2 separate regions of the Mus musculus genome follow, and region 1 is linked to region 2. A link is a loop called in an ENCODE intact Hi-C map of the cell type or tissue named here. Cell type or tissue: gastrocnemius. All regions are shown on one strand. Each heading gives the region's core, and the rest is flanking DNA. Links, peaks and the distances in the headings are about the cores only. Region 1 has its middle 7.5 kb from the start of Gm23440. Region 2 has its middle 14 kb from the start of Gm52609.

The links. A loop is a pair of places that touch in the nucleus more often than their neighbours do. Peaks named below come from ENCODE experiments on the same cell type or tissue, not always from the same donor. Only the 100,000 strongest peaks of a DNase experiment are listed, where the experiment ranks them.
Region 1: it touches region 2 in a loop (2.3-fold over the local background); 4 of 42 quality-filtered maps call a loop at or near these places.

What each region holds. Positions count from the first base shown.
Region 1 is chr3:78,985,988-78,988,901 of GRCm38, forward strand. No RefSeq gene overlaps it. Among named protein-coding and RNA genes, the nearest start is that of Gm23440, 7.5 kb to the left of the region's middle. In gastrocnemius, for the core only: no CTCF peak of the experiment used is centred there; no DNase peak of the experiment used is centred there; H3K27ac peaks cover 1,130 bases.
Region 2 is chr3:79,041,404-79,044,317 of GRCm38, forward strand. No RefSeq gene overlaps it. Among named protein-coding and RNA genes, the nearest start is that of Gm52609, 14 kb to the right of the region's middle. In gastrocnemius, for the core only: no CTCF peak of the experiment used is centred there; no DNase peak of the experiment used is centred there.

The DNA.
Region 1 (2,914 bases), core at 148-2,647, 55 kb before region 2:
ATCTCTTTTCTTGACACTCTGGACATTCTTTTGGGGACTCAAAACTAAAACAGCAGGACAGAAGCCTTCTTTATATCCATTAACCTCTCTGTCTCACCAGCTCAGAGCAGCTTAACATCCATCAGGACCAGCTTGGCTCATTGACTGCTGCAGTACAAAGAGGACTAGATATGACTTCTGTTAGGGATGGGATGCATGCCCCACCACCCCAAACAATGCTCCTTCCACACCAAAAATATGCCAATTTGTTTGAAATGGGACAGACCACAAATTCTTCTGGTTCCCTCCCACTATGACTCCTCCCCTCGATCACTCTTTTCTCCTCATCTTTGTTGTTCCACACACACTTATCCTCCAACAGCTCCGTTTGTTCCTGTTAAATTTGCAAACAGACCTTTTAGATGCTCTGGAGAAACACTGGCTGAAAGGGGACTCCATCTCTTTCAGCCCAGGCCAGATGCAACTCTTTACATTGGTAAAGAGTTTACTCTTGATCCTTCCCTTGAATGGTGTGTCGCCCCCGCTACTTCTGCTGACTTTGGCAATGGGACAAGTCCAGAATCAATTTTATGCCCACTTTCTCCCACTGGGCCACTCCATCTCTCCCACATCTGCTCTTATCTCTCAACCTTCCTTCCCAAAAAATCCATCTTACCCTGTAATCGGATCATCGGTTTCCTGCTTTCAGCCTCTTATATTTGTTTTCCAAGTCTCTTTAGGAATACAGGAGGGCATGTACCGGTTCAGCTCAGCAGATCACTCCCTTCTACTCTTCATGACCAGAGGAGGCCTTCCTCGGTGTATTCTGAACTACCTCCTCCAACAAAGACCCTCCTCAGCAACCTCTCAGAATGAGGAAGGATAGTTTCTGGCTGACAGACTACACTTCCCAGCTTCACTTGCTGACTACGTAAGTCCCTTCTGTAACCACAAGGGGCTTCATCCCATCTTCCATAGGCATTTTAGCCATCTGCAATGTGCTTGACAAAATACTGCCTTGTGCTGGGCAGTGGTGGCGCACGCCTTTAATCCCATCACTTAATAGGCAGAGGAAAGCGGATTTCTGAGTTTGAGGCCAGCCTGGTCTACAGAGTGAATTCCAGGACAGCCAGGGCTACACAGAGAAACCCTGTCTCGAAAAACCAAAAAAAAAAAAAAAAAAAAAAGATTACTGCCCTGCTGTGAATAAACACGATCCTACCTAAAGTCAGACCAAGCCTCTCTCTGCACCTCCCATTTCTCTACAGCTTTCTTAAATAATCTAACAGTGAAAATAGGGGATTTTCTTTACATTTCACTCACAGGACACTTTACTTTCTTGTACCTGTTCTATTTCTGAGGCAACTTACAAGGCACAGGAGGCGCAGGAAAGAGACAGGAGCCTGACCTTCAACAGACCAGAATGTGTTTATTGGCTCACATAGGTAGAGTAAGACTGTCGCAGGAGGTTGAAGAGTCCGCCAGAGAAAAAGGATGGCTACAACCCTTTATACGAGCAAGTGAGGGTCTAAGGAATGTGGAAACCGTTGCCCCTGTTAGACCTCATGTCTCTCCTGTAGCCTCTCCTTTATTTGCTAAAAGCTAGATTGGCTGACCCAATAGACACCCCTTTCTTGATCTTGGAGGCACTTGGTCAACATCTGCACCCCAAATTCTGCTCAGATTGAAATCGGCACTCCCTCGGTACCCTTGAACCCAGATATATATAATTGGACTTGAACTGGATAGGAAATGTCAATGCTTAATGGTCAGTTGGGGGGGGGGAGCTTATTTTGTTGTTCAGAGTAAGGTGTGTGTACCTTGATGCAAATGGTGGGGTCCTAGGTTGCTAGCTGCACAAGAAGAGTTTGTGTCTAGTCTGCCAAGAACAGTTAGAAGCCCAAGTTAGTGTGTGAAGCCCAAACCAAAGGGAGTCCCAGTTGCTAGGCTAGTCTATGCTTGCCTGACTCACCTTTATGGTCCCTCCCTTTTTCTGCATCCCTTTCACTTGAAGCTACACATCGATCCCTCCAGCAATGTCTCTCAAACTTCTTTAATGATTTGTGGGGACTACATCCCTCAAGCATGGCATTTTCCACTTGAAGTGTTTGCTCTGGTACCTGCCCTTTCAGATTTCCTGCCCCTGTGGTTGGATGCAATTGTTGTCATTTGTTCTGCTCAGCAGACTTGGGAACCGTGCATGCTAACTACCCAGCCACCCTGCAGAGGAAATAGGGTGTGGGTCCTCAGAGGGGAAAGGAAATAATACAAAGACTTGTTCACAAAACTCAAATATGAATTCCCTCCTTGGAAACAAGGAAAGCAGCCAGACTGACCTGGGTGGAGTCACAGGAAAATGGAACAGCTATTTATAACACAAATGCTTGACATTGAATGGAGCTGCAAGTGAAGACCAAAGTTGGGGGGATGGGAGGACAACTGTGGGTGCAATTGTCTCCAGTTACATAGGTATGCACTGAGGCAAAACTACTCAGAAATAGCTTCCCACAATCTAATCAACTTCGGTTGCCATAGAAATGTTTGCAGCTACAGCACTGAGATCTCAACCCAATTGTGTTGTGATTAGTCAAGATGAAAATGAAGCCGCTTTCAATCCCAAACCCTTGATTTTCATCCCTGCTGCGGGTACCAGTTGTACCCTTCCTCCACAAAGCACATTAAACAATTTCAGGCCTAGATGCTACAAGGTATTGTGTCCCTTCCCAGTTGTATTAGTTCCCTTTGTGTTGGTGTGACCAAGATGCCTGAGACAACAACTCATACTAGGAAAACATAGTTTGCCTCACAGATTTAAAGTGATGCTCCAGCATAGCAGGAAAGGAACTGTAGACTCCAGGACACAGGGATCATAAAAGAAAGACAAAGACACATCCAAGCAAACTCCTTCCTCAAACAAGGCCCACCCCCTACCTTT
Region 2 (2,914 bases), core at 92-2,591:
ACCAATATCACAAACACCTGGCAATGGGCTTCATCAGTGGGCACACACATGGGTTCAAGGAACGGTCAGAACATTGGCAGACACACAGGTTCAAGGAGTGGCCAGAGCATTGTGCACCTCTATTTTTCTAAATCAGTGAAGCTAGTTCTGCTAACAGTGACATCTATCTTGCCAATTTCAGGGCTTCTGTGACCTTTTACATTCTGTCAGGATCTTTCATGATGAGATAGGGCTGCCCAGTGCAGATGGCCCATTCTGAGATAAAATAGTTCCCCGTTTTTCTGGTTATCCTCAGGCTGTTCTTTGGGAGAGGATCTTGTTCTGGATTTTATGGTCTGTTCCTAGATCTGGTGTCTTATGACCTAGTTTCTGGGACTTATGGTCTATTCCTGAAGCTGGTGCCTTACAGCCTTTTTTGAAATTAGGCCTGGTTCTCTGTTGGTGAGAGTCTAAGTATGCTTTCTCTATGATACAAAAGTAATTTGTATTCACTTAATACAATTGTCATCTTGGATACTTCTACTGAATAAGCTCACCCTTTCTAGTTCTTTCTGAACTCTGGCTGGCTGGTTCAACTTAATTCAAATGCCTCTCCAAACTGACTGATTCAATCTGGCCTTTCTTTCAGTTTCTGACTGAATTGCTCTACTCAGCCTCACACTAACTGGCAATCTGTTCTAATCTTCTGGCTCGTTCTCATTCTCTGGCTCATTATGTCTTCACCTGTATCTAACGTGTTCTCTCTAAAACCTGTTTCTGTAACACTGTCCCTATAAAAACTCCCTCTGAACTCCACTCCACTGCCCAGCCTCTCAACTCACTGAATCAACCAAATTTCTTAACTCTGAACTGCACTGAACTGGCTGTTTTGAACTCAACTTGCTTACTGAAGTCAGAGATCTGCATGCCTCTGTCCCCTGAGTGCTGTAATTAAAGGCATATGCACCATGCCTGGACCTAAGTTTTTCTTTACCTGGAACTTGCTCTGTATCAGACTGGCATTGAACTCAGAAATCTGCTTGCCTCTGTCTCCTGAGATTTAAGGCATGTCTGTATTCCAGCCAGAGTAGCCATGTTGCTGGATTAAAATCCCTCTACACTATGACTTGGGGCTCTTTTGTTCTTTCTAATGTTCTCCTTTCCTTGCTTAATCACCATATGGCTAACCTCCATGCCATCCCCACTTAAGCAGCCTGGCTTTATCTTTCTCTCTTAAATTCTCACCTATGAATCTATAATAAACTTGTCTCTAAAACTCACCCTTACTGGTTCATGAATTTAAGTCTTAAAATTTGGCAGAATAAGAACCCAAGGGGTTATCATAAGCCTTTGGCTGGGGATGGCTCTGGTGGTCACCAAGTTTCCAGGAAGATGCCTCAAGGTTACTGTATTAGGTTGAAGATGAGCCAGTGGTAAGGGCTTTAAGCTGGCCACACAGCTAAAAGGTAAGTGGTAAATACTAGTTATTCCCTTTGGTTTTAAGCTAATCACTGAAAGGCAAGCTCTCTATCTCTCTCCATCCGTCCTAGTTTTATTTCTGTTAGTGTGATAAAATATCTTGATCAAAAGGAGCTTAGGTTTATTTGCTTTGCCATATCAGGTTACTGTCAAACTGATCTGAGCAGTCAACTTTTTCTTTTTTAATGTAAGCTGAATGGCATATTTCCTTACAGTAATCTGAAACTGGCCAAGTGTCATTGAGAACACAGCCAAATATCCAAACACAATGGCACACACTTGAAATCCTAGCCCTCAGGTGACTGATGCAGAAGGATCAAGAGTTCAGTGGTTGAGAAAACTGGCTGCTCTTCCAGCAGACCCAGGTTCCGTACTTAGCATTCACATGGCAGCTCACAACTGTCTGTAACTCCAAGATCTGATACACACCCATAGACGTGCATGCAGGCAAAACACCAATGCACATAAAATCGAAATAAATATTAAAAAAAAAAAAAAGAGTTCAAGACAAGCTTGAACTACAGAGGAAATCTGATACAGCCTGAGCACATAGAAAGATTCTGCTTCAAACAAAACAAAGCAAGGCAGAAGAGTGTGATCAAATAATACTAGAAACAAGAGGAAATTAGGTAAGAATCTTAGGAATGAGAGGACAGAGAAGAAAGCAACTAAAGAGGAGAGTGAAAGGAAAAGACAATTATACAGTAGGAAAAAAAGATAGACAACTATATATAGAAAAATCTACAATAGTTTATAGTCATTTAACTAACTCATAGCAGAATTTTCCCTGTCCAACCACTTTAAATATTAATGCAACAAGCTTGTGATTGGACAGGAAAAAGGGAGGCGGGGTGAGGAGTTGCAGAGACAGGGACAGAGAAGACAGGTAGAGGAGAAGGGACCAAGATGGAGGACAAACAGGAGGATACAGATTCTTCATGGTTTTAAATAGCCACAGGTAGTTATAATATCATATAGGGATAGAATAATTGGGGTTAACTTGTCTAATCTAGGTGGGCAGCTTGTGCAATTATCAATTGGCCCTGGATTTATTTTGCGGGCATCTTGTGTATTGAGAATTTATTGACATATAAATCTGTCTTATTAATTATAAGCTTCTAGAGTTTTGTTTTACTGGGTTACTGGAATGTAGGACCGCCACAGGGGTTTATAGCTGAGAAGGTATGGGTGGCACTGAGACAGGCAAACTGAAGCTAGGAAGACCGCAGTCACTGCAGCGGCTAGCTTAGAGACAGAGGTGGAGAGACAGCCACCTTTTTTATTTCCCAAAACACTGACTCATATATAGTCTTATGTTAGCCATGTGCATCAGAAATAATACTTGTAACAATATAACTATTATCTCCTATAGTAGGAAATCAATTAGAGTCATTATATCTAATGTAAAGATTAGAATAGAACAGCTTTCTGGAAGTACTTAGACCTTGAAGAAATC